Regions from separate parts of the Homo sapiens genome. Here region 2 is linked to region 1. A link is an interaction called in ENCODE POLR2A ChIA-PET data of the cell type or tissue named here. Cell type or tissue: PC-9. All regions are shown on one strand. Links, peaks and the distances in the headings refer to the core of each region. The heading gives the core; the rest is flanking DNA.

Region 1 (16,386 bases), core at 3,718-11,717:
GTGGGGTTGGGGGAGGGGGGAGGGATAGCATTAGGAGATACACTTAATGCTAAATGAGGAGTTAATGGGTGCAGCACACCAACATGGCACATGTAAACATATGTAACAAACCTGCACATTGTGCACATGTACCTTAAAACTTAAAGTATAATTAAAAAAAACAAAAAGACTTAAGGGTGGGAGATGGAGCCTGCAGTGAGCTGAGATCACGCCACTGCACTCCAACCTGGGCAACAGCGAGACTCCGTCTCAGGAAAAAAAAAAAAAAAAGACTTAAGGGACCTGTAAACCAAATGCAGGTATGAATCTTGTTTGGAACTTGATTTGAACAACTGACTAACTAAAAAAATGCCTTTTTTTTTAAACAGGCAAAAATAAAACATACTCTGTTTATTACATGTTACTAAGGAATTACTGGTAATTTTATTGAGTTGGTGGTATTGTGAGTTTTAAAAGTCCTTATCTATTTAGAAGCACTTATTAATGAATTAATATGAGGCCTAAGACTCTTTAAAAAATACTCCTTCAAAAGAAAAAAAGTATGTGTATAGGGAAATACGTGAAATCAGAATGGTAAAATATAATAATTGTTGAAGCTTGGTGATAGGTTTTTGGGGGTTCTTTACACTTTCCTCTACTTTGTTATGTATGGAAAATTCACATAATAAAAACAGTCAAGTGTTCTATTTGAGAGGCAGAATTTTGGCAGAAGGCCTGGGTTATAACCCAATTTGTATAGCCTGGGGAGAGTCACTGCTACTCCCTCCTTTTTTGCCTCTTTCCTTTCCTTTTTACTTTCCTTCTATTTCTTAAGAAATCATTTGCTGGGCCACATTTTCCCCCAGGGACTGTCCTGGTACCATCAGCCTTCCAAGTTACAGGTATAGGTATTATTATTATTATTATTATTATTATTATTATTATTATTATTATTTTACAGATGAGGAAATCAAAGCAGAGAAGGGACTAAGTTTCTCACCCACAAATCCAGGTCTGCCTGTGTCCAAAATCTGAGCTCTTTTGTTTTATTTTATGCTGGCTCCCAGGAGTAGTCCTCTGATTTTATAATTTTTAAGTTTTTTTATTTTTAATTTTGTTTATGGATAAATTTTAAACAATGAGTAAATTAAGATAGATCAAGTGGAGTAGCATTTGTGTTTTTTGCATGTGAGAAAGATGCAAGGTATGGTTGTTACTGTAACAATTACAAAGATTTCATCAAAGGCAAGCAGTGATAAAAGCAAAATGTGTGGCAACTTTCTTCATATTCAGAAAAGAGTAAAAGCCTATAAATTGTAACTTTAAGCCATAAAATAACATTTATTTATGCTTGTTCTTCAAAAGCTTATATTTGATAATCTTTTTTGTTAGAAGTCGAAGCCTGAGAAAAATGGCTAATTTCATTTTTCATGTGTTTGTAAAATATTTTTAGGACTATCACAAGAAATTCCCTAAAAATGTCAAAGCAAATGAACAAGTGAAATTCTGCACATCCCTTGTGCCACTATTTTGTTTACTTACTGAAAAAATGACATTGGCTTTTGTAAAACCTGGGTGTGCTGGTGGGCATGTGCAGATGTGTCGCTGTCATCTGTCATGTGTCATGCTCTGGATGTCAGAACCAGACATCAGTCAGGGAAGAGAGTGAGTAGCAAGCCACCTCGCCAAACTCTTGCTGCAGGGTGCACGGGGTTCACATCCTCTGCTTAGATTTAGTGCGACTTTCCAAAACACCTGCAGTGCGGTACTTCATGGCTGGTCCCACGTAACAATTTATGCCCTAGAGATGTCTGACTAGATCTTAGGAAATTATACTAATGGTTCTGACGTTGTTTCCTTCAAGAATCGAGGCGCTAAATATAGTCAAGCTGAATGACAAAATTTTACTCACACTCAGGGCATGTCAGTGAGGGCATCAAAAATGGAAAAATAATAAATACTGCTGATATTTACTAAGTTTTATGGTATGACAGGCACTGCACTAAGTCTTTTGAATATCTAATCATGTTTAACTCTCAATGTCCCATTTTATAGCTGAGGTGGCCGCAGCACAGAGAGGTTAAGTGAGTTGCCCAAGGTTGCACGGTTAATAAATGGCAGAGCTGGGCTCTAAACCCAGGCCGTCTGACCCCTGAGCCTTTCCTCTTCTAACCACTGTGCAGTCTCCAAGCACCAGCAGAATGAAGTGAGCACGTGCTAATCCACAGCTGTCATGGTTTGGCCCTCTGTGGGCTTTCAGAGCACCTTAAAACCCTTTGTTCTGTGTCAGAGCTGTTTTTCAGCTTTGCAGATGTCTGAAGTCAAGCAGAAGAGATGGAGAGTCTGATAAAGCACACGTGGCAAATCTCTGGCCGAGTTGATATTAGAACACAGAGTCCCAGAGTGATTTACTGTCCAGGGGGAAAGCCAGTTGGCCTGGCTACCTTGCAAGACGGTTAAAGGACATAAGAATAGATATTCATTCAAGACTGTCAGAAAGAAAGTAGGTCAGCAATGAAATAAAAACAAATGTCAAAGAAACACCACTTTGGTATAAATAAAAAGTCGATTCTTCTTAATAAAGAGCTGTCTGTTCTTCATTAATTAGAAAAGTACAGAGCCTGCTTACTTTGAGATTCCAAAACCTCTTCAGGCACAACTCGTTATTAATTTGATCACTTTCCTCAAAAGAATGATATTTTGACAAATACAGTTTCTGGCTTCAGTCACATATAGAAACATTGGAATAAGTACAATGTTGTGTTTTGCTTTTTTTTTTAAAATAGGAACTATGTTTGATAATGCATATACTCCAAACACCTCTAAAAATAATTTTCAATTGGCAAGCTATTTTTTGGTGTATTTTCCTAGTCTGGGAGAGGAAGTTTTATCATTTAATTTGATAAACTTAGTACCTTTGAGAGAAAGGAGGAGAAAATTTTACCATCTTATGTGGTTGAAATATGCTTTAGTATTTACATAATTGAAAATGATTCAAACTGATTTCCTCTGACGAACATCCGAAATGAAAATAAAAATTGTGTCTACTCCAAAGGGTAGTGGCTTGAGTCACCCACTGGTATGTGTGACCTATGAGTCACTCACTGGTATGCGTCTTCCCGATCCCCTGGCCTATGGGTTAGAAGTCAAAGATGCTCCACTGGGGCTTCCTTTGTAGCTTCTTTTCCCCTTCAGTATTCAACCACAGCTACTGCTGGCAGCTCCTGGCAGAACAGGAATGGGAGACCAAGGAGAGGATATGTGGAAGCTGAGTGATTTATTTATAGGGGACTTTTGGCAAATGAAAGAAAATAGATGTGAAGTCTTAGCAGTTCCAGCATGTTCATCAGAAATGCAAGCTCATGATAGTCATTTCAAAGGGAATTGTGGAAGAATGGTGTTACCCTACTTCACAGGCCATTAAATCATATATATGTTTGGTTGCCAGTGAGAATCTGAGTAGCAGAGCAGACAAGAATAAGGACGTATGGGATCGAGGCCTGTAGCTTGTGACCATGAACAAGTCACGTGACCCTTTGGCCTTAAATTCACCATAAAGTCGTGTACTTGATCTCAGTGATTGTATCTTACTTCATCAAAATGGTATGATTCTAAATTCCTGTGGGATATACAGGTAAGACAGGACTGGTGGAGCATTAGGTTTGGTTTTTCCTTTAAAAGAAAGTGTTGGGGAGGCAGCAGGGAATAGCAAAGGTCACAGACTCAAAAGCATTAACTGCCGGGCCTATGAAGACACGAATGATGTAGGTTTGATATAATGGAGGTACAAATCCATGTTTTATGCAAAACCTCATATTTCTAAACTTTGGCAATTCATTCATGTTTATCAAATCACTGTTTTAGGCCCCCTTTGGCTGGCCAGTGGGCCCTCTGCTTTAGACTTCTGGAATAAACTCCACAGTTGAGAGATGAAGGACAGACCTGGATTCTAACAGACCTAAATTTGAACCTTAGCTCTGCCCTCTAAGGAATGTGTAAACGTATACATCTGTATTTAACTTCTCAAAGCTTCAAGTTTCTTTATCTGTAGAAATGAGAATGATAATACCTCTTTTGTAGGATTTCCTGAAGACTGCGGGTACTATGTATTAAGTATACATAGTAGGCACATCCTCAAAGGGAATTCCATTACCTTTTCTATGGAGGTAGATCCTGTATAATTTTTAAATTTTTGTCTTGATGGCCAGTTGCTCACAGTTTTTAAAAGTGTAGTAGATGCCAGCGCTTCTTTATAGATTCTGAAATCCCTTCAATTTACATTTTAGTTGTTTTAAAATAAAGATTTCTTTAAGAGACAACATTCAGAGGGATAAGTTTTCTACTTGCCAGTAGAGGTAGAAGGCAGTAAAACCAAATAGATCTGTCAGTTACTGTCTTGAGGTAGAGCCCCTAAAGCAATAAAACCCACCTTTGACAATGAGGAAACACGAGACATCATTTTCTCCTTAGGACAAAAGTCTAGTGAGTAATGGCCCTTCTGTGACTAATGGTAATTCTGTACTTTATTCCCATAGAAAATCTAATTTTGAAAACATTTGCTGCATGCCCTACTATGTACTAGGCACTATGCCAGGGGAATAATGTAAAGATGACCAAAACATAATGGAATTGTTGCCTACAAGTATGTTTCGGCTATTTAAGGATTTATATTGCAGTTTGTGCAAATTGTGTATGAGTCCACTTTGAGAGGTTATACATATCTTCCAATAATGTTGCTATTGCTCAAAATATCTTTGAAGTCTCTCTTTGGAATTTACTTTTAGAGCCCTTAGCACATTCTGCTGAAGATTTTTTTTTTTTTTTTTTTTTTTTACCCTAGTGGTATTTATTCTTAGAAGGTGGATTTGATGTCAGGGACTGGCCAAGAGTTGTTCATCACTAAGTCAGCCTCATGGGTGGTGGTTAAACTGGCTAGAGTAATTTTTCGTTAAAAACGAGCCAGGACTGTAAAGTAGTATGACAGGGTTTTTTTTTTTTTTTTTTTTTTTTTAATATCACATCAACTGATTGTAGAGAAAAAGATAGTTCCAAAAAGGCATTCTGCACATTTTTTGCCCCAAACCAGTATCACTGGAATATATTTGTAGCTCCCTAACAGGCTAACTTTGAAATAAGTGGTGCTCACATGTGCATGTGTTGTAGTACGTCTGCTGAACCTTGTACTTAACCTCTTAGCAAACTCAGTGTCTTTGTTTTTTCCTTTGAAATGTTGTTTTTTCAAGTTCAGGGATAGATTTTCTCCAAGAAAATGAAACAAATAAGATCCACTCTCAAAGGACCTTAATGGAAAGAAATACATGCTTATACCAAGTTCTTTAAAACTATCCAAACTGGAAAGGATTGCCTCATAGCTGACTGTGATTATTCTGCCATGATTTAGGGACAGATAATTTCCTATCAGCATGTTTAACATGAGAATTAAAGAGTTCTGTAGTGTGGCCTATTGACCTCATTTGTTCATTCCACAAACATCTTTTGGAGTCCACTGTATGGCAGGCATTATCACTTACCATGGTGAGGATGGTGAGGCCATGAGCATGCTTCACCTAAGGAAGCCTGATCTTCAAGAATGCAAACTCACTCAACAAGAAACTTGAGAGTAATTAATAGTAGTGTTGGTAATTATCCTGTCTTTTCCTTGTAGGATTATTTGGAGGTTGTGAAGTGGTAAGTCTCTTTATTGCATTTGAAATATGGCTCATCTCATGACCATTGGAATGTGTGTACGCTCTGGAGGAAACCCATCTCTGCCATGTCACCTGTATTAGTCTGTTCTTATGCTGCTATGAAGAAATACCCAACACTGGGTAATTTCTAAAGGAAAGAGATTTAATTGACTCACAGTTTCTCAGGCTGGGGAGGCCTCGGGAATTATGGTGGAAGGCACCTCTTCACAAGGTGGCAGGAGAGAGAATGAGTACCCAGCGAAGGGAGAAACCTCTTATAAAACCATCAGATCTCGTGAGAACTCACTCACTATTACGAGAACAGGATGGAGGAAACCATCCTCATGATTCAGTTATCTCCACCTTGTCCCTCTCATGACACGTGGGGATTATGGGAGCTACAATTCAAGATGAGATTTGGGTGGGGACACAGCCAACCCGTATCAACACCTGACCACAGTGTGTGTGGTCTCTGAGGCCCAGTGGTGGCTCTCAGAGCACCTCCTTAGCAAATGTACCACTGGACCCTTGTTAGAATGATGTTCTTGATTTTTTAAAATTTATTTTTGTCTCTTGACTATTCTTGATTCAGGAATGTTCTTGATTTTAAAGGGAGGGTGTGAGGTAGTTGTTGTCTAGTTGTCTAGATATCCTCCACCTGAGAACGCTGTCTGGTGTCATAGAAACAGCAATGGCATTGGGATCAAAAGACAAACTTTCCAGCCCCAGCTCTGCCTCTCTTTAGCAGTCTCCTGACCTATACAAGGTTCAGTTTTCCCACCATTTAAGGGAAACCAATACCACTGTTTTATTCACAGCACTCTTGTGGGAATCACAGGAGACAGGGCACGGGAGAGCCTTTGGGGAACTGTGGATGTTAGTCCCTGTCGTCATCAGCCTTTCCATAGTGGAGCCTGGGCTACTCTGAAATAGAAGCACCTCTCCTTCCTTTGGACCCCTGGAGCACTGTGTTCTACAGTTCTTAGCTCTTTTTCTGTGTGCATTATTTGTATGTCTTATCCTTGGTGGTCAACCACTTCAAGGTGAGAGACTGGGGTGGTGGTTCCTTTTTTTTATTTTTTAATCTCCCCTGCCCCATCTTTCTCTTTCCCACTTCCTATGTTGACTGACAAAATCTTCGTATTTCCCAGAGTACCAGAGTTTTTCTGTGAGAGGCTAGGTCAGTGTTTCTCCCCAAGCAGAGGCTAAGAAGTACCTGATGCAGTCATTTATTTTCAGAATGTGTGTAGCTTGCCTCCAGCGGATTGCCTGGGAAGCTGGAGATGTGCTTCAGGGGAAAGGTGGTCCATCCACTTTTCCTGAACAGGCTGTGCATGCAGCCTTGACATAGCCAACTCTGCAGGAGCATGAAAGAACTGAAGATACAGTATTCGACTTCCAGTATTTCTAATCACTTTAGAGACAGGATGACGATTGGTTTAGAAGAGCCAGGGGATGACTAAGGAGCACATGTAAAACAATAATGTTCAGTATAGACTTTAGTTTCTGATTTGAAACATTTTCTAAAAAATCATGTATCTTTAAAAAATTGGAAGCAGCTCAGTGTTTGCTGGAGATGAGGCATAGAGTGTGGTGGAAGGGAGGGATGACAAAGGGGCAGGCAGAGACTTTGAGGGATGAGGGGTGTGCACATCACCTTGCTGGTGGGGACTGTTTCATGGTTGGATACATGTGTGAAAGCATATCAAATTGCATGCTTTAAATATGTGCAGTTTCCTGTGTATCAAGTATACCTCAATAAAGTAGTTAAAAATGGTATACCTTTATTATGCTGAAAGAAGGGAAAATTTGGAAAGGAGATGTTTTTCTGTAGAAGATAGCTTCTAGAAAGGAAAATCAAACACAGTCTAAGTTATTCTCTGTTTTGTTCTCCTCCCTCCACAGATGTCTTGTTGTTTTGGGTCCTCTTATCTAAAATTTCACAATATGTGAAAGTAGCCTGAACTCTAAAGGTAGTAGTTGTGGTTTTGGGAAACTGTGTGTTCGTACTGCCTCTGTAAATGGAACACAAGCCTCTCCTACCCTCTGGGGAGCTTGTCACTTAGTACAGTTTTTTAGGAACTCCTAAGAAGTTTAAGTTCTGGCCACAGGTCCCAGAGTTAAGGATGTTGTCAACTCTGCTACTCATTTGAAAAATGTCTTGTGGAACCTATAGCCGCAGAAAGAGCTTTGTTTCTCTGGGTGAAAACAACATACATTATCATTTCTAATAACTTTAATGGATGCTGCTGCTTTCTTCTTTTTGGCCCCCAAGATACTCAGAGATAAACTTGAAACTCAACTATAGGTGGGGGGAGGGGGAAGGGATAGCTTTAGGAAATATACCTAATGCTAAATGACGAGTTAATGGGTGTAGCACACCAGCATGGCACATGTATACATATGTAACTAACCTGCACATTGTGCACATGTACCCTAAAACTTAAAGTATTATGATAATAATAAAAAAAAAAGAAACTCAACTAAAGCATGGTCTGCATACTTGTGTGTATATTTTCGCTGGTCTCAAATTTCTATTTATTTATAGTTTTCTGGCTTACAGTCTATATTTGTGTAATATTTATATGGTTTTATATGGTTCTTGATGGAAATCCCCTAAAATCCTTTTCGTAGCGAGTCAGAGAATGAAATCTGTGGTTTAATCCACTGGCTTTTCTTTAGGCAAGAGACAGCTGTGCTAGAAGAATGGAGGATTATAATAAATTTGAAAAACCAGAACAGTTCTTCAGGTAAGCATGATCTGTACTCCTGACCTTAGGAATTGACTCTAGGTCCCAGATTTTGAATTTCTTATGAGCATAATCATCTACTTAAAAAAATCACTTAATTAACAGTGATTATTGAGTATCTGCATCTCCTCCAAGAAATAAAATGCCATATACATGACACACACACACACACACACACACACACTCTTGATAGTCCTACAGATGACTAATCACTCCCCACCCCCCGACTTCCTGCCTTTTCATTCATACATTGGGGTTGGGATCTCTGCTACCACAGGAGCTGTTGCAGAGAAAAAGATTTTTAAAATACTATATTATGTAAATTAGTACAACCATTATGGAAAACAGTATGGAATTTCTTCAAAAAACTAAAAATGGAACTATCGTATGATCAAGCAATCTCACTACTGAGTATATATCCAAAGAAATTGAAATTGGTATATCGAAGAGATAGCTGCACTGCCATGTTCATTGCAGCATCATTCATAATAGCCAAGATAGAGAATCAACCCAAGTGTCCATTAATGGATGAAGGGATAAAGAAAATGTGGTGCATATACACACAATGGAATACTATTCAGCCTTGAAAAAAAGGAAGGAAACCCTGTCATTTGAGACAACATGGGCAAACCTGGCAGATGTTACGTTAAGTTAAATAAGCCAATAACAGAAGGACAAATACTGTGTGATTTCACTTGCACGTGGAATCTAAAAGAGTTAAACTCATAGAAACAGAGAGTAGAATGGTGGTTACCAGGGCTGGGGGTTGGGGTGGAGGGCAGGTGGAGGTGAAGTTAGTCAAATGTACAAAATCTCAGAGAGGAGAAATAAGTTTTGAGATCTATTGTACAGCATGGCAACTGTAGTAGTTAATAATAATGTTTACTTCAAAATTGCTGAGTAAATCCAAATGTTCACACCACAAAAATATAAGTACACGAGGTGATGGATATGTTAGTTAGTTGAGTTAGCTAGCTAACTAACCATAGGTATAAGCATAGGTATAAGCATATAAAAATACCACATTTTATCCCCTAAATAGATACAATTATTATTTATCAGTAAGAAATAATAATATAACATAAATACTATATTGTTTCAAAATAGAGGGAAGAAAACATGCAAATAGTCCTAATGGATTTTTTTTTTTTTTTTTTTTAGTCTCCAGGCTGGCTTCCAGACAAGGCTGTATGGTGGCCCAGACTGGTTGAATTTTTTCACTTAACTTTTTGTTGATCTGCCTTAATTTCCAATAACTAGAGATTCTGATAAGAACTTTAAGAATAGGAATACTTCTGAGAATCTTAAGATGTTATTAGCCATATATAAGTAACCATACATTTTATAAAAGCATTTTTCTCTTCACAATAGCTGGAAGTGGAACATCCTAGAGAATAACTCATTTTTGAAAAATAGAATGTCTTAGGGGAGAACTGGCCTGCTAAGTATTACAGGGGAGGACTCAGGACAAAATCAAGTTATCAGATACCTGGGGCTTAGAAAGCAAGGAGTTAGAAGGTAGAAGAGGCTTACAGAAAGGAGGAAAGAAGATGCTGGAGACCCTCTTTCATCTATTATAGAACATTTTCTATGGCTGGCCTGTATTCAGAGAAGGATACCTATCTTGCTGCTTTCTGCACCAAATAGTTCCAAGATCCAAAATTCAAGCTAGTGCTCTTAGTGAATAGTTTGGTTATATTACGGGTTAAATGGGTTTTCCTATAAAGCTAGCCACCATTTATGGTATTTAGATCTACCACTTAGGAAGATTTCAGTCATATTCATGATTTTCAGGTTGTCCTCTCTCAGAACCCTGGTGTCATAAACTGTAATAGTTGTAGGAATTGTTGTAGTGGATATAGCAGTAATATTTTCTATGGAAAAATATAGAAGTTAATATATGCCAGGTACTGTTTCAGTTATGGACACTCATTTAAATATATGAAGTAGATGCTATTATAATCCCCAATTACAGACGAGGAAACTGAGAGACAGAAAAGTTAGATAACCTCCCAAGGTCATGTAGCTACTAAGTAGCAAAGCCTTGATTTGAACCTGCACTCTCTAGATCCCATTTAGGCTCTTAACTGCTATACTGTCTTAACTGGATTGAGGTTTTCCATAAAATTAAAGTTTCCCCTGAATCCACAGAAAATGTTAACAATATATAGAATTTTCTGGATTTAATTTTTTTCTGTCTCAAATCTTTGTATCTAGGATCACAGATAACTGAAGATTGAACAAGTTGCAAATTTCTTAATAGTCACATATGTATCATTATATACTCAGAGTTTAGCCAGATAACCCACCATAAATTGCTAATGAAGCTTAATAATTTATAGTGAAAAAACAAAAATAGAATTGCAAACCATAAGCAACTCAAGACGTGCACGGGGGATTATGCATCCTTCCCCCAGTTTACAGAAATTGCAACCATCAGCATATGCGTTCCACATCAGTGCCAGGCATTGTGTGGCAATCAGACTTCTTATCTAGAAACTCTAGAAATGTACTACTTTTAGTAATCCTAAATAACTTACTTAATAAGCTATATTACTTAAGCTATATTATGCACAAATATAAAGCTAGAAAACAAAAGGTGAACTTGGACTTCCTCTATCCTTTATAAAAATGGAAGGACCTGTGCTTTGCTGGATTGGTTTGCTGTTCAGGTGGAAACCCCTCGTGGTCCATTCAGTGGGCTGTGGGCGATAGTTTGAGAATCCTGCTTTAAAGGAAGAATACAGTTCATACATTTTATTAAAGACAGTCTGCTAAAGTGATGGAGCTGGAATTTTCTCAGTGAGAGCACTGTATAACAGGGTTTTCTGTTTTCCTTTTTTCATAACAAATAGTACTTCTCACTTAAAAACAATTGTTCCTTACAATGATGTCTGGGATTTGCTTCAAAATAATCCTGTGGGTAAAGAGTTGGGAATGAGTTGGGGAATAGGTGGAAGAAGTGGGATGAGGGGCAGATAATTGTCAAAGCAAGTGACATGGGGCTTCATGATACTGTTTTCTCTACTTTTCTATATCTTTGAAAATAAAAAGTTAACAGCAACAACAAAAACCTTCCTTGACTACTATCCTACCTACTTCATTTCTCTGCTCTTGTTCACAGCAGAGCTTCTAAAAGGAACTCTCTGTATATCTCATTTGTACATCCTCATCCTCCATTATTTAAGCAACCCATTCACTTGGCTGTCCTCCCCACCAGCCAACTGAAATTACCTTTTTAAGGGTCCCCACCAATCACCATCTTGCCATATGGGGTGGTTAATTCTCTCTTATGTTACTTGACTTTCAGCAGCATTTGATGCAATAGGTCACTTTTTGTTTCTTGGAGCATTTTCTTTTATTGGCTCATGTGCACCCACATGTTCTCATTTCTTCTGCATCTTGCTGGTTTCCAACAGCTGACCTCTAGCTGTTGGAAAGCCTCCAATGCTTCATCCTTGGGTTTCTCTGTACTCTTTCTGAGTAATCTCATTGGGTCCCATTGCTTTAAATACCTTCTGGTTGCTAACTTAACATCTGTAGCCCTGACTTCCAGACTTGAATCTGAGAGGCATCTCAAATTTAATGTATCCAAATCATAACTCTTAATCCCAGCCTTACTTTCTTCCTTTCTTCCTCACCTCTTGGTACCCCCATCTCAGTAAATAACACTGTTATATATCTGGCTGCTAGAGCCCCGAACCTTAGGCATCACCCTTGATTGCTCTTTTTCCCTCATATCCCACATCCAGCCTATCACTATGACCTATTGTCATATCTCCAAATTTACCTGAATTCATCTACTTTCCTCTCCTCTCCTGCTACCATCCCAGTCCGAACCTCTGACATCTCTCACTGGACTTCCATATCACCTCCTAATCCATCTCTGCCTCTGTGTTTGCCCCTGGCAGTCCATGGAGAGACCAGCCAGAGTGGTCTCTTTAAACTGAAGTGCCACTCCCCCACTTAAACTCACCCATTGGCATCCCATAGCACTTAGAAGGAAAGCCGAACTCCTTTGTGATGTACCTGCTGCCTATGTCTGCCCCACCCTGCCAGGACTCACTACTGCTGTCACACAGATCCCTTTTCTGTTCTTCAAATATACCAAGTGGGAGTCTTACCTCAAAGCCTTTGCAGTTCTCTTCTCTCTCCCTGCTATACAGATCACCATAAGGCTGGCTTCCTCTTACTACCTAGGTTTCGTCTTAAGTCACCTCCCTAGAGAGGTTTGACCTGACCACCCTATGTAAAGTATTCATATAACCCCAGGCCACACTCTATCTCATAGCCCATTTTATTTTAATTTATGTAAAGCATTTGTGTTTATGTATTATTTTTTTGCCCCTACCTATAAAGTCCAGAAGAGCAGCTACCTTGTTTGTCTTGTTCAGTGCTGTATCCCTGGCACCTAGAACAATGTCTGGAACATATAGAAGGTTAATGTTTATTGCATGAATAAACAAATGAATTACTTTGTTTGTGATTTAGGATCAAGGAACTTTTCCCCAAAGGCGAATCTGTGCAGTTTTATCCCACGCTTCTTCCCCATCCCTAAGTTCCTGCTCATCTGGACTGTGTGCTTGCAAACTGTGTAAAGACTTGTTCAACATTCTTAAATAGGTTAAAGAAGTACTGCACTTTGGGCTCTTTGTCATTTTCAAGTCACATTCTATCCTGGGCACCATCCGGAGGGGTCTTGTCCAGTTTCCTAGTTTCTCAGAAAGGAATATTTCATGGCTGCTCGCACGTCCTCTTCCCTTACAGTATTTGGACTTTACACCACTCATTGGCAGAGCCAAGGCCTACCCCATCTGAGCAAAGAGCAACAGAGATCTGTTGGCTCCATTCACTCCTTTGCTCTAAGACTCACTTGTTTCTTCTTATCTTTTCCCAACTATTTTTAGTTGTCAAATTGCTCCTTTCTTTCCCTTTCCCATCTATTTTTCTTTTCCTGTGGAAAACAACCCATATATTTCTAGTTTAGTCAGATTAGCTGCTAGGAAGGCCCTTTCTCAAGCTTATTTATATAACGAAAAGCTATACCCAAATCCTAATTTCATGTGACAATTGAGCAGCCTCTTGTAAAATAGCTAGAACAAGGGCAAGGATATTAATTTGGCTCTTGGACTGAGACACACTAGGGATGTCCCAGGGATTTGAACAATTTCTAATCTTCTCAGAGGAGGGCATAAGGAAATTCCTAACCAAGGTGAAATCTTTTGTCACATCCTAGAGTAGATAAGTACTTCAAGAATCTTCTAGACTGGGGATAAGTTGGAACTGCTAAATATTATCTACTTATCTAATGCATGTAATAATAGCTATCTATGTCTATTTTATCAAGTAGCTGGGAGGATAAGTTTGGTTTTTTTTTCAAGGACTTTTGAGCTTTTTCTTCAGGTAATATATCTTAAGGGAACACTTTATATAAAGCTAAGCCATTGGGAAATTTTTTCTGCCATAGCCAACAGTTTTGTAATTAACATTCCTTTGCATGGTATAAATACAAATCTGTTCTTTTGTCAGGATCATTCTTTATGAACTACCATATAAAAGTCATCTGGGCTGGGCACGATGGCTCACACCTGTAAACCCAGCAATTTGGGAGGCCAAGGCAGGTGGATCACTTGAGGTCAGGAATTCAAGACCAGCCTGGGCAACATGGTGAAACCCTATCTCTACTAAAAATACAAAAATTGGCAGGGCATGGTGGTGGGCACTTGTAATCCCAGCTACTTGAGAGGCTGAGGCAGGAGAATCACTTGAACCCAGGAGGCAGAGGGTGCAGTGAGCCGAGATCACGCCACTGTACTCCAGCAGGGTGACGAGCAAAACGGTGTCAAAAAAAAAAAAAAAAGCCATCTGGATAATACATATTCTTTATTAGTATTAAGTATTTACTTTTAGATCAATGAAAACATTTCTATGGGGCTAGACTTTTCCTTGTCAAGATTATAATTTTTCTTATGAGTTTTTACCTGAAACCCCTATTTTCTAAGACCCCATGGTTAATGAGTCTCTTTGACATTAATCATTTCAATTTTGCTGGTTCTGATGACCCTGTGCTATCTATTAGAGCTCTAACCCTTTGCAAACCTCTCTTCTGCCCTTGTCAGTGTCTCACGTGCTCACGTGCATCTTAGGCTGGATATCACGTGGCACATCCTGGTACCACCTCTGCTGCTTTCACTGGCCACTGTTGCATCTGTTTGGTGCAGCTGCTTCCTCCACTGGGACCAACCCCTCCTCTTCCTTACAAATATTCGGAGGTGGGGAAAATGGAAATGCTATCATTAGAACATCTGGCATCAGAATTTGCTTTATGAAGAAAATAATCTTGGGGGAAAACACTTTGATGAGTGCTTGCGGAAGAAAAGGAAACCCCAAAGGCCTGGGTATTGGGAGAGCTGCTTTGTGTAAGCCAAGGGCAAGCATTTACTGGTTGCTTTGAGAGTGAGGGGAACACATGAGAGAAAGAAAGAGAGGGGAGGGTGGAAGAATGGCAGGCATCAACTAAATGGCATAAAATTGTGGGGAGGGTCTTGATGCACCTGTTCCTCATGGTCTCCAGACTTTTCTGTGAAGTACAGCATGTAGTGTGGAGTGGATTTCAGGGGGTGAACTTGGAGATGCGTTCATTCACATCACAGTCAGTGCAGGTAGTGTAGAGACAACAGTCATGGGAAAGGGAGCCCAGGAATGAAGGAGGCCCTGAGAACATCATCCCTCACCAAAATGTTAAGACGGGTTTTGGGTTTCCAGAAGCTATAGAGTTGGTGGCAGTTTGAGCCAATTTTTTCCTACATCTTGAAGGGCAATAAGAATCCCACATAATGTCTGGGCCACATCTTGGTGGTACCTGGTATAACTTTGCCAAAAGAATTTTAAAACCACCGCAATAGGTAACTCAACTGCTGGTACTGTATTTTATGTGTGCTTGGTATGTTTATATGTCTTTAATTCTATTACAATTTTTTTATTGCACAAAGAACATTATAACAATGCATAATTATATATCAATAGCAATATTAAAAATAAAGACAAAAGGACACATTCAGCCAAATGTGCCTTCAGTGTCTGGCAGGCAAGTATGGCGTAGAAAGGGCAATAAGAGGCAGTTCCTGCCTTTAGGGGGCTTCCAGGATCGAGCCTGCAGTCCCAGCACCCTATTGAATCAACTGTTTCTGTTTTTCCATTTTAGTTGTGTCACTCAGGCTTTGGGTGATTTATTAAGAGAACCAATAAGATTTTGCTCAAGATTGGAAACAATCTCTTTCCACATCATTTAAGCCTCAGTTGAAGCTTCATTTTCCTCCTTCAGCTTCACCTGAGACTCCTTCTGGCAAAATCCCGCTGCTCCTCCTTGATCCTGTAGTTTTCTCTGTTTTAACCCTTGGAACATGATTTATAATTCGTGGGATGACTTTTTCTTTTTTCCCAGGAAATGATACCTTTCTTGAAGGCAGGAAACTGTGTTTTGTCTGTATTTTGTGAATCCCCACAAATATTTGCTGGATGAATGTTCTTGGGGACACTGCCCTAGATATAGTAGAAGCAGAAGTATTTCTCGGTTTTTGTGTTTTTTTCTGGAATGAAGGGTAAGGTGAAGGGTTATAGACAGAAATAAGACTGATTGAGTCATAATTGCACCTTTGTCAGTCACTCTTGTAAGAATTTTACATATGTTACACTTCACTCAGTCCTTATAACAACCCTATGAGATAGCAATTATCAGCTCCTCCCTCCTCTCCATTTTAATCATGACCTCTCAGAAACAGAGAGGTCAAGTGACTTACTCAAAGTCACAGCTAGTAGGTGGCAGTTAGATCTGAACTCAAATAGGCTCCAGAGACTGGGCTCTTGACCATTATTCTTCCTTTCCAAGGTTGGAAGAGACTGAGAGACCTCAGCTCCTGAACACCTGGAACTGCCAAGCCACAGCTGTTACTATTACTGTACTGTTACTA
Region 2 (16,386 bases), core at 3,193-11,192, 75 kb before region 1:
GAAGGAGAAGTAATCAATAGAGGCTTAGCTAGGGGCTGGGAAAGGCTGTAGGGACTTTCCGTCACTCCGAAAACATGAAGTCCAAAGTGGTGGCCATTACCTACAAGTCCCTTTGAGATCTGGATCCCTGTATCCTCTCTGATCCCCTTTGCTACCTCTCTTTTCCTCACTCACTGGCCTTCTTCCATGGAAGTATAGGCATTTGAGGATCTTTGCCACTTGCTCATTCCTCTGCCTGGAATGCTCTTTTTCCAGATATTCCCATAGTTTGCTTTCTCACTTCCATCAGATCTCTGGTCAACTGTGCTCTCCACCAGCCTTCTCTGACCACTCTATCTACTTCCTGTTCATCAACACATTTATCTCCATGAAGCCAGGGCATTGTCTGCCTTATTAATTATTGTATCCTGAGCACCTAGAGTAGTGCCTGGCATCATTGGTGCCCAACAAAATATGGTTGAATGTATGAATGAGTAAATGAATGCAGAATCTTGAAACAGGGTGTGCTTTTTGGGCTGATAGAACAAAGTAGTGTAAACTGGGTAGCTTATAAACAATAGAAATTTAATTCCCACAGTTCTAGAAGCTGGGAAGTCCAAGATCAAGGCACCAGCAGATTAGGTGTCTGGTGAGGGCCCATTTCCTGGTTCATAGACGGTACCTTGTTGTGTCTTCACATGGTAGGAGGGTCAAGATAGCTCTCTCGGGCTTCTTTTATATGGGTACCAATCTTGTTCATGAAGGCTCTGCCAAAGGTAAGATTTAGCAAAGTGGAGAATAGATGATATTGCTGGATGCCTGCAAGGCAGAGTGAAAGAGAAGCAGAAAGTTACATAATATATTCATAGATCATGTGCATCAGCTCTCTGACACCAGGGGTCCTTATTTTACAACTCTGAGTCCTGCAAACCATTTTGCGAATATGTAAGCATTGTAATAGGGCTTGCACAGGAAGTGATTTATTTTTTTCTTTATTTTTAACTTTTATTATAGGTTTGGCAATACATATGAAGGTTTGTTAGGTAGGTAAACATGTGTCACAGAGGTTTGTTGTACAGATTATTTCATCACCCAGGTATTAAGCCCAGTACCCAGTAGTTATCTTTTCTGCTCCTCTCCCTCTTCCTACCCTCTCCCCTCAAGTAGACCCGAGTATCTATTGTTTCCTTCTTTGTATTCATATGTTCTTACCATTCAGCTCCCACTAAAAAGTGAGAACATGCAGTATTTGGTTTTCTGTTCCTGAGTTAGTCTGCTAAGGGTAATTAGCCTTCAGCTCTATCCATATTCCCACAAAAGACATGATCTTATTCTTTTTTATGGCTGTGTAGTATTCCATGGTGCATATGTACCACATTTTTTAAATCCAGTTTGTCATTGATGGGCGTTTAAGTTGATTCCATGTCTTTGCTGTTGTGAATAGTGCTTCGGTGAACATTCATGTGTGTGTGTCTTTATGGTTGGATGATTTATATTCGTCTGGCTATATACCCAGTAATGGGATTGCTGGGTCGAATGGTAGTTCTGCTTTTAGGTCTTTGAGCCATAGTACTTTCCACAAGTGGTTCATTTTAACTAGAATAGCTGGTTCATGACTGGTGGCAGTTATTGGAGAACTTGCCTTTCTTGAAAAATATTCTGTACTATACCATTTCTTTGTCTTTTCTCCTGCTCATATTTCTGTCTGGAATATCCAGCTTTTTGTATTGACCTGTTGAAATTCCACATGAATGTTCCAAAATATAGTGACTTAAAACCACAGTTTATTATTTCTCACAATTTGGTGTGTTGGCTGGGTTCAGCTGAGTGGTTTTCTGTTCCATGTGGTGGTGTCTGCTAGCATCACTAATACAGCAGATGTTTTCAGTTTCAGAACTTGGCTGGACTAGAATGCCCAAGAAAGCTTTACTCTCATGTTTCCTGTTGGCTGTGCACTAGAGTTCCTTAGTTTTCCTCCATAATATCTCATTTCCCCTGGTATCTAGACCAGCCACCTTACAGCATGGTGGCTGGGTTCCAAGTGTGAGAATAAGGAAGCTTTTACTTCATTTTCCTTTTCCTTTTTTTTTTTTTTTTTTGAGACGGAGTCTTGCTCTGTTGCCCAGGCTGGAGTGCAGTGGCACAATCTTGGCTCACTGCAACCTCTGCCTCCTGGGTTCAAGCGATTCTCCTTCCTCAGCCTCCCTAGTAGCTGAGATTACAGGTGCACACCACCACACTGGCTAAATTCTGTATTTTTAGTAGAGATGGGGTTTCACCATGTTGGCCAGGCTGGTCTCGAACTCTTGACCTCAGGTGATCCACCCACCTTGGCCTCCCAAAGGGCTGGGATTACAGGCGTGAACCACCATGCCTGGCCAGCTTCTATTTCTCTTGAAGCCTAGATCTAGAACTGGCACATCAGTTTCATCACATCCTATTGGTCAAAATGAGTCACAAGGCCAGCCCAAATTCAAAGGGAGGGGAAGTAAATGCCCCTTCTTGATGGGATAGTTGGGATGCGCAGACAGGGATAGGAAGAATGATTAGTGGTGAAGTTTGCTGACAGTCCTCCTCAGTATGCTTAGATATTTGTTAGCATTATCTTTTCAGTAAAAGATAGGTATTATTAGTGAAGTCCAAGGCCTTTGAGTATTATTTGAACCCTTTGGTTTTGAGCTATGAATTGTTTATAGAGTGAATTGCTTGAACATTTTGGGCTTTATTGAGCCACAGCTGAAGATGATCATTGATTGACTGCCCCCCTCCACCCCACCCTCCCACCCCCGCCTTTTTTTTTTTTTTTTTTTGCTTTACTTGCCATTCATATTGTGTTGTACATGTTCCTCTGGGTATATTAGAGGTTGAAATCAAAAGCCAAAGGAATCTGAAGGGGGTCCTCAGCTCTTCTCTGGGTCTTACTGTAACCTAGAGCAAGTGACTCCATCAGCAGGACAAGTAAACTCAGGAAAAGAAGCAAAAAGGAAACAAGCCAGTTGCTCTGGGCTGAGATAATGTTAAATGGCAGAGGGAAGCTTGAGTTACTCAACTGCTGCTTGGCTTCCATCTTCACTGTCCTTGTTTCTCTGATTCAATTCTTGCTTCCTACAGTTGATTTCCCACATAGGCAAGCAGAGGGATCTTTTAAAAATGTAAGTCAGATCATGTTATTCTCCAGCTTAAAAACCCGAGGGGGGATTTCATTGTACTTGTAATAAAATCCAGACTCCTCATCATAAATTAGCTCCCACTCTTGCCTCTTTACCTCTTCTCTTACTCTTCTCCCCTCCCTCTTTATCAGCCACATTTTATTTCTTTCTGTTCCTTGAGCCCTTGAGGTTCATTCTGCCAAATTCATCCCATTTTAGGGGTTTTGTACTTGCTGTTCCCTCTCTCTGGAACACTCTGACCCTAGATCTTTGTGTGGCTGGTTCTTCATTCAAGCCTCAGCCCAGAGGACCTCATAAAAACCTTTTGTACCCTCCTAGACTCTTTTTTTTTTTTTTCTGGAGACAGAGTCTCACTCTGTCCCCCAGGTTGGAGTGCAGTGGCACAATCTCAGCTCACTGCAACCTCCACCTCCCCAGTTCAAGTGATTCTTGTGCCTCAGCCTCCTGAGTAGTTGGGATTACAGGCGTGAGCCACCACTCCTGGCTAATTTTTGTATTTTTAGTAGAATTGGGGTTTCACCATGTTGGCCAAGCTGCTCTTGAACTCCTGACCTCAGGTGATCTGCCCACCTCGGTCTCCCAAAGTGCTGGGATTACAGGCATGAGCCACCACACCTGGTCTCCTAGACTCTTAACAGTGCACTAGACACTCGCCCTCTCACAGTTCCTATGTTCTGTTTTTTTCTAGCACTGACTGTTCTTTTTCTCTATTTTCTCATGTATAAAGGTGGGGTTAATGAAAGAGGTACATACTTCGTAGAGTTGTTAAGAGGATTAAACTAGTTACTATTTAGAAGAGTATCTGGAGCATGATATTGCTCTCAAATATAGCTTTATTGTTATATCATTCTTTACTACCTGAAATTGTCCTGCTTAGTTATATGCTAGTTTATTGTCTTTCACTTATTGCTAGTGTCAGCCTTTTGCAAGCAAGGACAGCATTTACATATCTTTTTTACAGCTCATCCGTATTCCTAGTGTGTTGTCATACACAGTAGGTCCTTGACAAGTACTCGTAAAGTCAATAAATGAAAGGCAGGAATATTTATTTTGAACAGGCCAGAAAAAACATTAGTAACATTAAATTAAAGCTTGCGAAAGTTGAATGGATTGTAAAAGATTGTTTAGTTGTTCAAAATGGGTTTTGGATTTTTGATCCAGAAGCATTCTGTTCCAGGACACTGAAAGAACCCAGGGATAATTCATTGTTAATTTTTATTTTTATGGAATTTTGAAGAGTGAGAAATTGTTGGAATTATGAAGACAGGTAAATGACATTCTGATTTTCGAGAGTGAGGAATGTGGGCTTAAAAACTGTAGACTAGGAGCTTTATGCTACTTGTGGGCAGAATTCTAGAATGGGTTATTAAAAGGATGATTTGTGAATGCTTAGGACAGTGTTGTTTAGTGGGAAAGTGGAGCACCCTTAGAGAAAAGAGGCCTGGAGAAATGAATTGATTTTTTTTTTCAGGTGACTACTGAGCTTGGTGGCAGAATTGAGAATAAAGACTCCCTGACTTCAGACCAGTGTTCTCTCTGTTCCAGTAGTGTTTTCAATCTGGGACCATAGAGCTGCTCAAATTCAAGCAAAATAGAATCTTTTTTGTGTGTGTCTTTATTTTGAAGATCGTTTTTTTTTAAAGCCATTTTCAAAAACAGTTTTTCAGTTGGGGTACATTGACCTCTGAAAGTTCTAGGACACAGTCTCAGGAGCCCATGAGATTTAGTTCTCCTTCCCACCACTTCAAAAGAGGTCTGTGCGGTACTCTAGGTTCAGAAACTTGGCACCATGATATTTTGCCAGTTTATCTTATTAACTGAATGCTGTCTGTAGTGACTCTGCAGAAAACAGTGTTATGTTCTTCTGTCAGACTTGTGCTGTTCAATATGGTTGCACGTAGCTATGTGTGGCCATTGAGCGTGAAAATGTGACTCCTGTAAGTTGATTATAGACTACCATGTAATATAGTCACCCCTCAGTGTCCGAGGGGTATTGGTTCCAGGACCCCCTGCACATACCAAAATCCACAGATGCTCAAGTTCCTCATATAAAAATGGCATCGTATTTTTATGTGATCTACATACAGCCTCCTGTATACTTTAAATCATCTCTGGATAATTTATAATACCTAATACAATATAAATGCTTTGTAAATAGTTGTTATATTGTTTGTTTGTTTTCTTAACGTTTTTTTTAATGGTTGTATTGTTATTGTTTATTTAAAAAATATTTTCAATTCAAGGTTGGCTGAATCTGCATATACAGAACCTGGGGATACAGAGGGCTGACTATATCATACACATTAGATTTCAAAGACTTAGTATGAAAAAATAATGTAAATATCTCATGATTTATTTTGAATATCTGTTGAAATGATATTTTTGATATATTGGGTTACATAAAATATATTAAAATTAATTTCATCTGGCTTTTCCTTTTTAAAACGTGGCTACTAGACAATTTAAAATTATATATGTGACTGGCATTCATTAGAACTTGACACCTCTCTCAGGAGGAAAGGTGGAAGGAACTGGTGGATATCACTGTGCAGATGAGGTGATATGACAGCTGCCTTCAGCTCTTTGGATGGCTCTCATTCGTAAAAGAGATTCTTTCTGTTCTGTGTTTCTCAAAAGGTCGAACGAAGACATAGAAAAAGCAAGTTAATGTAAGATAGACCCTTCTAAAATAGTTGTCCAAAGAAAATATAGGCTCCTTCTAGAGATAATGAATTCCTTGTCACTATACATAATTCAAGAAGAGGCTAAATAGCTGCTTAATGAGGTTGTTTAGAGGGAGATCAGGTGGTTAAAAGTAATGCCTTTCCAATCCTGAGAATTTGTGACTTGATGAAATTGGGCAAAGGGCTGATTTTACAGCTACATGAAATAAATGGATTCCGTGGGCAGGAGAAGAAAGCATTTTATTTCACTCCCTGTGCTTTTCCTTTAAACTTTCACATGAGTATTTTCCAGTTGAGGAGCTTTTGCATTCTTGGTTACAGAAAGATGTTTGATTGTCTAATCCCAGGGAATCTGGTGAACAGTGTATCAGTTAGGAATGTGCTTGGCAACAAGTAAACAAACAAACAAACCAAAGTGACAATGGCAAATAAGTAGAGATTTATTTTAATCCTGTAACAAGAACTCTGGAGGTCAGCTGCTTCTGGCATTGATTCATTGGCTCAAAGGCATCAGAGCGAGTGTCTCTGCTATTCTCTTGGCCTTCCTTTTCCTCGTAGTAGCAAGGCAGTCACAGCTACCAACAGCACATCCGTAAGGCTGGAAGAGGCACGGAAGTTGCTCAGCCCCTACTGCGTCTGTCACTTTTTCTTGGGAAAAGAAGTAGTCTTTCCAGAAATCCTCAACACAATTCCTCTTCTGATTCATTGGGCAGAATTGTCTCATGGCCACTCCTTGGTACAAGGGAGGCTGCAAAGTGAATGTTTGCTCTTCTAGACTCTACGATTGAGACAAGACAGGAGGAGAAGGAGGTTGGGAATGGCATTTGTGTCAGCCAAAAAGAACAGGGTCTGCCGCAGATAGTTTTAGGTGTGACTGAGGGCACCACTCCCAAGTCAAACATCAAGTGCTTGGGAGTTGAGACATCATCCAATGTCCTTTTTTTATTAAAAAAAAAATTCTTTCACTAAGTGGTTTTAGCTGCCATTGATGATTGTAGCCTTGGATGAGTTTTATTAAACAATTCTTTCTTTTTAGAGAAGAAAAAATTGAGGACCCGAGAAGTTAACGCCTTTGATTTCTATTGAAATTACTCATAGGGTAAGAGTGAGAGTTCTTGCTTTGCCCTTTCCACCTTCCTGACTTCATCAGCAAAGAAGAGAATCTTGGTTTTATTTTTCATTATCTGCAAATGATATGTCCATAACAGTAGTTATTTGTCACAAAAATACTTCACAAGAACATTGGTAAACACATACAAATGTTAGCAGTTCTGAACAGGCATTTATTGTAGAGGAACCTGTTTATGATGAGAAATATGAAAGAATTGAGACAGTGGGCCTCTACCATAGAGGAGGGAAGAAACTAGTTGGGTGAAATTTAGTGTTAGGATGTTTTGTCAAAAAACTATTTTTGGGAGGCTGAGGCAGGAGGATGGTTTGAGCCCAGGAGTTCCAGACCAGCCTGGACAACATGGCAAGATTCCATATCTACAAAAATAAATAAATAGAAATTTAAAAAAATTTTTTTCATCTTTAGCATTAATGGCAAATATTTAGAGCTATATTTAATGGAAGTATATGTGAATTGGTGGTATAAACAGATTTTTCCAAACTCTTTTTACTTGTAATTTCTGTGGCTGTAACAACTTTTACTAGCCTCTTAGGAGTTTCTTAAATCCTTTTTCCCCATTTTCTTTGGTCTATGATAAAGAAGTAATCTGAAGTAGAAAAAAATTATTTAGGCTGGGCACAGTGGCTCATGCCTGTAATCCCAGCACTTTGAGAGGCTGAGGCGGGGGGATCGCTTGAGGTCAGGAGTTCGAGATTAGCTTGGCCAACATGGTGAAATACAAAAATACAAAAATTAGCCAGGCGTAGTGGCAGATGCCTGTAATCCAAGCTACTCGGGAGGCTGAGGCATGAGAATCGCTTGAATCCAGGAGGCGGAGGTTGCAGTGAGCTGAGATTGTGCCACTGCACTCTAGCCTGTGTGACAGAGCAAGACTCCACCTCAAAAAAAAAAAAAAGGAAAAAAATTACTTAGATGAGCTAATTTTTGAAGATGGTCTTATAAAGTTTATTTTTTATTAATACACTTTATTTTTTAGAGCAGTTTTAGATTCCCAGCAATATTGGGTGGAAAGTATGAAGAATTGCTATATACTCCCTTCCCCTGCAGATGCACAGCTCCTCCCACTGTCTACAGTTCCCAGGAGAGGTGTGACATTTGTTATCATTGATGAACTTATATTGACACATCGTTATTACCCAAAGTCCATAGTTTACCTTAGGGTTCATTCTTGATATTGTACATCCTATGGGTTGGGACAAATATATAACGACATGTATCCACATTTATGGAATCATACAGAGTATTTTCACTGCCCTAAAAATTCTCTGTGCTCTTGATTGTTCATCCCTCCTTCCACACAACCCCTAGAAACCACTGATTGTTTTACTATCGCCATAGTTTTGCGTTTCTAGACTACTATATCGTTGGAATCATGTAGTGTGTGGCCTTTGCAGATTGGCTTCTTTTACTTGGCAATATGCATTGAAGTTCCCCCCATGTTTTTTCATGACTTAATAGCTCGTTTCCTTTTAGTGCTGAATAATATCCCATTGTCTGGATATCACCGTTTATTTATCCATTCACCTACTGAAGGATATCTTGAATGCTCCAAGTTTTGGCAATTATGAATAAAGCTGCTTATAAACATCTATGTGCAGGTTCCTGTGTGGACATGCATTTTCAGTTCATTTAGGTAAATATCAAGAAGCATGACTGCTGGATCATATTTTAAGAATATGTTTAGTTTTGTGAAGAATTACCAAACTGTCTTCCAAAGTGGCTATACCATTTTGTGTTCCTACCAGCAATAAATGAGAGTTCCTGTTGCATCACACTATACCAGCATTTGGTGTTGTCAGAGTTTTGGATTGTGACCGTCTAATGGGTGTATAGTGGTATCTCATTGTGTTTTAATTTGTGTTTCCTTAATGATATATGATGTTGAACATCTTTTCACATACTTACTTGCCATCTGTATATCTTCTTTGGTGAGATATCTGTACAGGTCTTTGGCCATTTTTTAAATCAAGTTGTTCATTTTCTTGTTGAATTTTAAGAGTTCTTTGTCTATTTTTGGTAACAGCCCTTTATCATATGTGTCCTCTGCAAATATTTTTTCTAGTCTAACTCATCTTCTCATTCTCTTGACAGTGCCTTTCACAGAGCACACTTTTTAATTTTAATGAAATCTAGCTTATCAATTATTTCTTTCATGGATTTCTGCCTTTGGTGTTATACCTAAAAAGTCATCACCATACCCATAATAACCTAGATTTTCTCCTATGTTATCTTCCAGGAATTTTAAAGTTTTGTGTTTTACATTTAGGTCTGTGATCTATTTTTAATTTTTTTAGAGTTTCGCTCTGTTGCCTAGGCTGGAGTGCAGTGGCATGATCTTGGCTTACTACAACCTCCGCCTCCTGGGGTTTAAGCAATTCTCCTGCCTCAGCCTCTCAAGTAGCTGGGACTACAGGCATGCACCACCACATCTGGGTAATTTTTGTATTTTTAGTAGAGATGGGATTTCACCATGTTGGCCAGGCAGGTCTCAAACTCCTGACCTCAAGTGATCCACCCACCTTGGGCTCCCCAAGTGTTAGGATTACAGGTATGAGCCGCCGCACCCTTCCTGTGATCTATTTTGAGTTAACTTTTATGAAGGGTCTAACATCTGTGCCTGGATTCTTTTTGTTTTTTTGCACGTGGATGTTCAGTTGTTCCAGCACCATTTGTTGAACGGACTGTCTTTGCCCCATTGTATTGCTTTTGCTCCATTGTCAAAGATCACTTAACTTTGTTTATGTGAGTTTAGTTTTGGGTTCTCTGTTCTATTCCATTCATCTATTTGTCTGTTCTTCTACCGATATCACACTCTCTTGATGACTGTAGCTGTACATTAAGCCGTAAAGTCAGGTAGTGGCAGTCCTTAAACTTTGTCCTTTAACATTGAGTTGGCTGTTCTGGGTCTTTTGCCTCTATATATAAACTTTAGAATCAGTTTGCCAGTATCCACAAAATAGTGTGCTGGGATTTTTGTTGGGATTGCATTGAATCTATGAAGTTGAGAATAGCTGACATTTTGACAGTGTTGAGTCCATGAACATGGGATATCTGTTTATTCAATTCTTCTTTGGTTTCTTTCACCAGTTTTGTGGTTTTCCTCATATAGATCTTGTACGTATTTTATTAGATTTATACCTAAGCATTTTGATCTTTGGGGGGGTGCTAATGTAAATGGTAATGTGTTTTTAATTTTTAATTTCACTTGGTCATTGCTGGTATATGGGGAGGTAATTGACTTTTGTATATTAAACTTTTATTCTGAATCTTCTTATAATTGCTTATTAGTTCCAGGAATTTCTTGTTTATTCTTTTGGAATTTTCTACATAGACAATCATGTCATCTGTGAAGAAGACAGTTTTGTGTCTTCCTTCTTAATCTACATACCTTTTGTTTCTTTTTCTTGTCTTATTGCACCAGTTATGACTTCCAATTTGATCTTGAAAAGCAGTGGTAATAACGGACATCCTTGCCTGGTTCCTGGTCTTAGTGGGAAAGTCTCAATTTTCTCTCTTTTTTTTTTTTTGAGACACGGTCTGGCTCTGTCACCCAGGCTGGAGTGCAGTGGTGTGAACATGGCTCACTGCAGCCTTGATCTCATGGGCTGAAGTAATCCTGCCACTTCAGTCTTCCAAGTAGCTTGAAATACAGATGTGCACCACCATGCCTGACTAATTTTTGTATTTTTTGTAGAGATGGGGTTTTGTCATGTTGCCCAGGCTGGTCTTGAACTCCTAGGCTCTAGCAATCTTCTTGCCTCAGCCTCCCAAAGTGCTGGGATTACAGGTGTGGGTCACTGTGCCTGGCTGACTTTCTCACTGTTAAGTATGATGTTAGCTGCAGGGTTTTTAAAAATATGTTTTTTATCAAGTTGAGGAGATTCCCTTCTATTCCTAGTTTGATGAAAGTTTTTATTATGAATAGGTGGTGAGTTTTGTCAAATGATATGATCATGTGATTTTTCTAATTAAGTCTGTTGATGTGATGGATTAGATTACATTTATTGATTTTGTATGTTGAACCAGCCTTGCATAATTGGGATAAATCCCACTTGGTCATGGTGTATAATTCTTTTTATACATTTTTAGATTTGATTTGCTAATACTTTTTTGAGGATTTTTGCGTTTATGTTCAAGAGAGACATTGGTCCATAGTTTTCTTTTCTTGTAATGTCTTTGGTGTTGGTATTAGGGTGATGCTGACTTCATAGAATGAGTTAGGAAGTATTTCCACTGCTTCTAGTTTCTGAAAGATATTGCAGAGAATTGTTACAATTTCTTCCTTAAATGTTTGATAGAATTTATCAGTGAACTCACCTGGGCTTGGTACTTTCTATTTTAAAGGTTATTAAATATTGATTCAAATGTTTAATAGATGCAGGCCAACTTAGATTGTTTATTTTTGTGTGTGAGTATTGGCAGATTGTGTTTTTCAATGAATTGTTCCTTTTCAGGTATGTTATCAAATTTGTGGGCATAAAGTTGTTTATAAAACTTCTTTATCCTTTTAATGTTCATGGGATCTGTAATGATGTTCTCTTTTTCATTTCTGATATTAGTAATTTGTATTCTGTCTCCTTTTTTCTTAGCCTGTCTAGATGCTTACTGATTTCATCTATCTTTTCAAAGAGCAAACATTGCTTTATTGATTTTTTCCATTGATTTCTTGTGTTCTCTTTCGTTAATTTCTGCTCTAATTTTTATACTTTTTTTTGCTTTTGCTTACTTTGGATTTAATTTGCTTTTCTTTTTCTAGTTTCTAAAGGGGAAAACTTGGGTTGTTGATCTTAGGTCTTTCTTCTTTCCTAATTTTTGCATCCAAATCCTATGCATTTCCCTTTGCTTTAGCTAGAAACTACAAATTTTGATAAGTTGTTTCCATTTTTATTTAGTTCAAAATATTTTTTTAAATTATCTTGAGAATTCTCTTACCCCTATGTTACTTAGAAGTGTATTGTTTTATCTCCAAGTACTTTGGAATTTTCCAGCTATGTTTTTGTTATTAATTTTTTATTTAAGTCCATTGTGATCTGACAGCAGATTTTATATGGTTTCTATATTTTTAAATTTATTAGAGTGTGTTTTATGGCCTAAAATGTGGTCTATCATGGTGAATAGTCCACATGAGCTTGAGAAAAATGTGTAATCTGCTGTTGTTTGATGGAATAGTCTATAGATGTCATTTACATACAATTGATTGATGTTGAGTTTATGTCCTTCCTGATTTTTTGCCTGCTAGATATGCCTATTTCTGAGGGATGCTAAGCCTCCAAATGTAATAGTGGATTCACCTCTTTTTTCTTACAGTTCTATCAGTTTTACCTCATGTATTTTAATGCTCTGTTGTTAGGCACATACACACTAATGATTGTTACGTATTCTTGGAATATTGACCCCTTTATCATTTTGTAACGCCTCTCTCTATCTCTGATAACCTTTCTTGCTCTGTAGTTTGCTATGTCTGAAATTACTGTAGCTACTCCCACTTGCTTTTGATTATTGTTAGTGTGGTATAGCTTTCTCCAACCATTTAAATCTACATATGTCTTTATATTTAAAGTGGACTTTTTGTAGACCACATATGATTGGGTTTTGTTTTTTGATCTACCTTGACAATTCCTGTTTTTCAATTAGTGTGTTTAGACCATTGGCATTTGAGGTGATTGTTAGTTGGGTATATAGTTGGATACCTACCATATTTGTTATTGTGTTTTATTTGTTGCCCTTGTTTTTTGTTTCTATTTTTATCTTCCACACTTTTTTGCCTTTTATGGTTTATTATTTAGTATTAAATCATTTTACATTATTCCATTTTCTCTTTTGTAACATATAAAGTATACTTGTTTTTAAAAATTATTTGTAGAAATGAAGTCTCAACTGTGTTGCCCAGGCAGGTCTCAAACTCATGGGCTCAAACAGTCTTCCCATCTTGGCCTCCCAAAGTGCTGGGATTAACAGATGTGAGCCACCATGCTCCTTTTTTTGTTTTTTTAAACTTTTTTAAAGTGGTTTCCCTAGAAGTTTGCTGTATATATTTACAACTCATCCAAGACCAATTTCAAATAACTCTGTACTAATACATGGGCAGTGTATTTCATTATAATAATGAAATATTCCTAATTTCTCCCTCCTGTCTTATGCTGTCATTCATTTCACTTATACGTTAGTGTATATAACTATATGTGTATGCACATACACAAACACACACACATATATATATACACACACAGCCCTCCATATATGTGGGCTTTGCCTCCATGGAGTCAACCAACTGTGGATCAGAATATTTGAAAAATAAGGGATAATTGCATCTGTACTGCACATGTACAGATGTTTTTCTCTTGTCATTATTTTCTAAACAATACAGTATAACAACTATTTGCATAGTATTAGGTATTATAAGTAATCTAGAGATGATTTAAAGTACATAAGATGATGTATGTAGATTAAAAGCAAATAATGCATCATTTTATATAAGGGACTTGAGCATTCATGGATTTTGGTATCCACTGGGGGTGGGGCCCTGAAGCCAATCTCCCATGGATAATAAGGGACTACTGTACACATAAGCATACATAACCAAATACATTGTTGCCATTATTATTTTGAACAAACTTTGATCTGTTAGATCAATTAAAAAAATAAACATTTTTGTTTTACCTCCACTTACTCCTTCTTGATGCTCTTGTTTTCTTTATGTAGATCTTATTTCTGACCTAACATTATTTTCCTTCTCTCAAAAGAACTTCTTTTAACATTTCTTGTAAGGCAGGTCTACTGCCAACAAACTCTGTCAATTTTTGTTAGTCTGAGAAAGTCGTTATTTCTCCATCAGTTTTGAAGGATAGTTTCACAAGGTACAAGAATTCTAAGTTGGTGGGTTTTTTCTTTTCCTCTCCACACTAAATAGTTCACTCCACTTTGTTCTTGATTATGTGATTTCTGAGAAGGCAGATATAATTTTTATCTTTGTTTCTCTATAGCCAATTTACTTTTTTTCTCTGATTTCTTTCAGGAATTTTTCTTTATCTTTTACTTTTTGTAGTTTGAAACGATAGCCTAGGTATAGTTTTTGTTGGCATTTATGCTGCTTGGTATTCTCTAAGCTTCCTGGATCTGTGGTTTGGTGTCTGGCATTAATTTGGGGGCAATTCTCAGCCTATATTGTTTCGTATATTTTTTCTGTTTCTTTCTTTTTCTCCATCTAGTATTTCCACTATACCTATGTTAAACCTTGTATACTTGTCCCACAGTTCTTGGATATTCTGTTTTTCAGTCTTTCTTCTCTTTGCTTATCAGTTTTGGAGGTTTCTATTGATACATTCTTAAGCTCAGATATTCTCTCCTTAGCTATGTCCAGTCTACTAATAAGCCTACCAAAGACGTTCTTCATTTCTGTTACAGTGTTTTTGATCCTTAACATTTTTTTTTCTTAAGATTTCTATTTCTTTGGTTACATTGCCTATGTGTCCTTGCATGCTGACTATCTATTAGAGCCCTTAACAAATTAACCATAGTTGTTTTAAATTCCCTATCTGATAATTCCAACATCCTTGTCATGTCTGTTTCTGATGCTTGGTCTGTCTCTTCAAACTGTGTTGTTTTGCCTTTTAGTATGCCTTGTAATTTTTTCTTGATAGCTGGGCATGAATATGGGGTAAAGGGATCACTCTTAAGTAGGCCTTTAGTAATGTAGTGATAGAAGTGTGGGAGGAGAGGAAGTGAAACCATCTTTGCAAAAATTATGACCATGAGAAAAATTTTGGCATAGGAAAGTTATGGCAGTGAAAGAAATCTAACCTAACTGACTCCATGTTGCTTCTCACCTCCAAGCTGTTCCTATTCATTCCTGGGCATAGGCCAAACAAAATATAGGAGGAATTTACTTTATAGTTTAATTTTGAAGCAAAGATGATAACAGCCCCTTCCTGAGACAAACCCCCTCTTTGCTTAGGGATTAGACCATCTTTGTAAAACTGAAACGTTAGCCACAAGATTAGAAATTCTGGCTCAGGAGTCATGTAGCCAGAGGCCACAAGATTCCTAAACTTCCCAATTGCTCCTATAGATAACATCACTATTGTAAAACCTAAGATTGGTGTTTGAGGTATTTTTCTGACCCTGCATTCTGATGAACCAACCAGCTGGTGCCACCCAGACTGGTAAACTGGCTCATCTGGTCTTTTGGCCCGCACCCAGGAACTGACTCAGTACAAGAAGACAAACTTCGACTCCCTATGATTTCAACCCAACCAATCAGCATTCCCTATTCCCGACCCTGCTGCCTCCAAATTATCCTTGAAGAACCATAGCCTCTGGATTTTTGGAAAGGCATATTTGAGTAATAATAAGCTCCTGTCCTCTTGCTTAGCTGCCTCTGGGTTTATTAAACTCTTTCTCTATTGCAAAAACCTGCTGTTCAGTGCATCGGCTTTGCTGGGCAGTGGGAATGATGAAACTGCCTGGTGAATACAGAAGTGTTCTCTTGTCCTATGAGTAGGTCTCAGTCTTTGAGTAAGCCTGTGCCTCTGGACTGTGAACTTCACAGTGTTTCTCAGGTTTTATTTCCTCTTAGGTGGGACAGGGTCGCTAGACTCGGCTGGAATTATATGTTTCTGTTCATCACATGGAAGGCTTGAGTGGGCTAGAGCTGAGAATTTCTCTTCCCTCCAGGCCCGTTAGGCTGTGGGAAAATCCACTGTCAGATGAGGCTCTGGTTAGGTAGCTTCTCCTGAGGACAGGCCTTGTTAGGAAGACCCCAGTGCTCTGGCATATTTCAAAATGGTTCCTTTTCCTTCTCCTCCTGCTGGAAAGGGATTTTTCTTGGGGAAGTTTCTGCTCCAGGCCGGGTGCAGTGGCTCACACCTGTAATCCCAGCACTTACTTTGGGAGGCCGAGGTGGGTAGATTATTTGAGCCCAGGAATTCGAGGCCAGCCTGGATAACATAGAGAAACCCAGTCTCTCCTAAAAATACAAAAACTAGCTGGGTGTGTGGTGCATGCCTGTAGTCCCAGCTACTTGGGAGGCTGAGGCGAGAGGATCCCTTGAACCTAGGAGGTCAAGGCTGCAGAGAGCCCTGATCGTGCCACTGCACTCCAGCCTGGGTGACAGAGCCAGACCCTGTCTCAAAAAAAAAAAAAAAAAATTTCTGCTCCAGTATGTTGTGATTCTCTGTATCTGCCTGTCTGTTGCTTCAATTTCAGAGGCATCAGTTTACCTTGTGATCTCACTTTTCTTACAGAACTAAGAAGACTTGTTGATTTTTCAGTTTGTTCAGCCTTTTTACTTGTTAGGATGGAGTGGCGACTTTTCAGCTCCTTAAATACAGAGCTGGAAACCAGAAGCCTCTTGACTTTTCATTTTTTGCCTTTGAAAAAAGTCAGGTAGTTAATACTTCTCTTTCAGGGTGCTGTTTGAAAA

The links. Peaks named below come from ENCODE experiments on the same cell type or tissue, not always from the same donor. Only the 100,000 strongest peaks of a DNase experiment are listed, where the experiment ranks them.
Region 2: POLR2A ChIA-PET joins it to region 1 with 7 read pairs; 2 of 35 experiments call an interaction of 5 or more read pairs at or near these places.

The regions. Positions count from the first base shown.
Region 1 is chr12:93,782,341-93,798,726 of GRCh38, forward strand. The region is part of intron 2 of CRADD (CARD and death domain containing adaptor protein); the gene reads left to right. Among named protein-coding and RNA genes, the nearest start is that of CRADD-AS1, 53 kb to the left of the region's middle. RefSeq lists a silencer at 2,113-2,407 and enhancers at 2,225-2,724, 2,737-3,936. In PC-9, for the core only: no CTCF peak of the experiment used is centred there; a DNase peak (open chromatin) is centred at 8,621; H3K4me3 peaks cover 411 bases; H3K27ac peaks cover 1,691 bases.
Region 2 is chr12:93,708,286-93,724,671 of GRCh38, forward strand. The region is part of intron 2 of CRADD (CARD and death domain containing adaptor protein); the gene reads left to right. It overlaps CRADD-AS1 (CRADD antisense RNA 1), which reads right to left. Exons shown (of 3, transcript NR_110092.1): 3 at 1-798. Among named protein-coding and RNA genes, the nearest start is that of CRADD-AS1, 21 kb to the right of the region's middle. In PC-9, for the core only: no CTCF peak of the experiment used is centred there; a DNase peak (open chromatin) is centred at 6,236.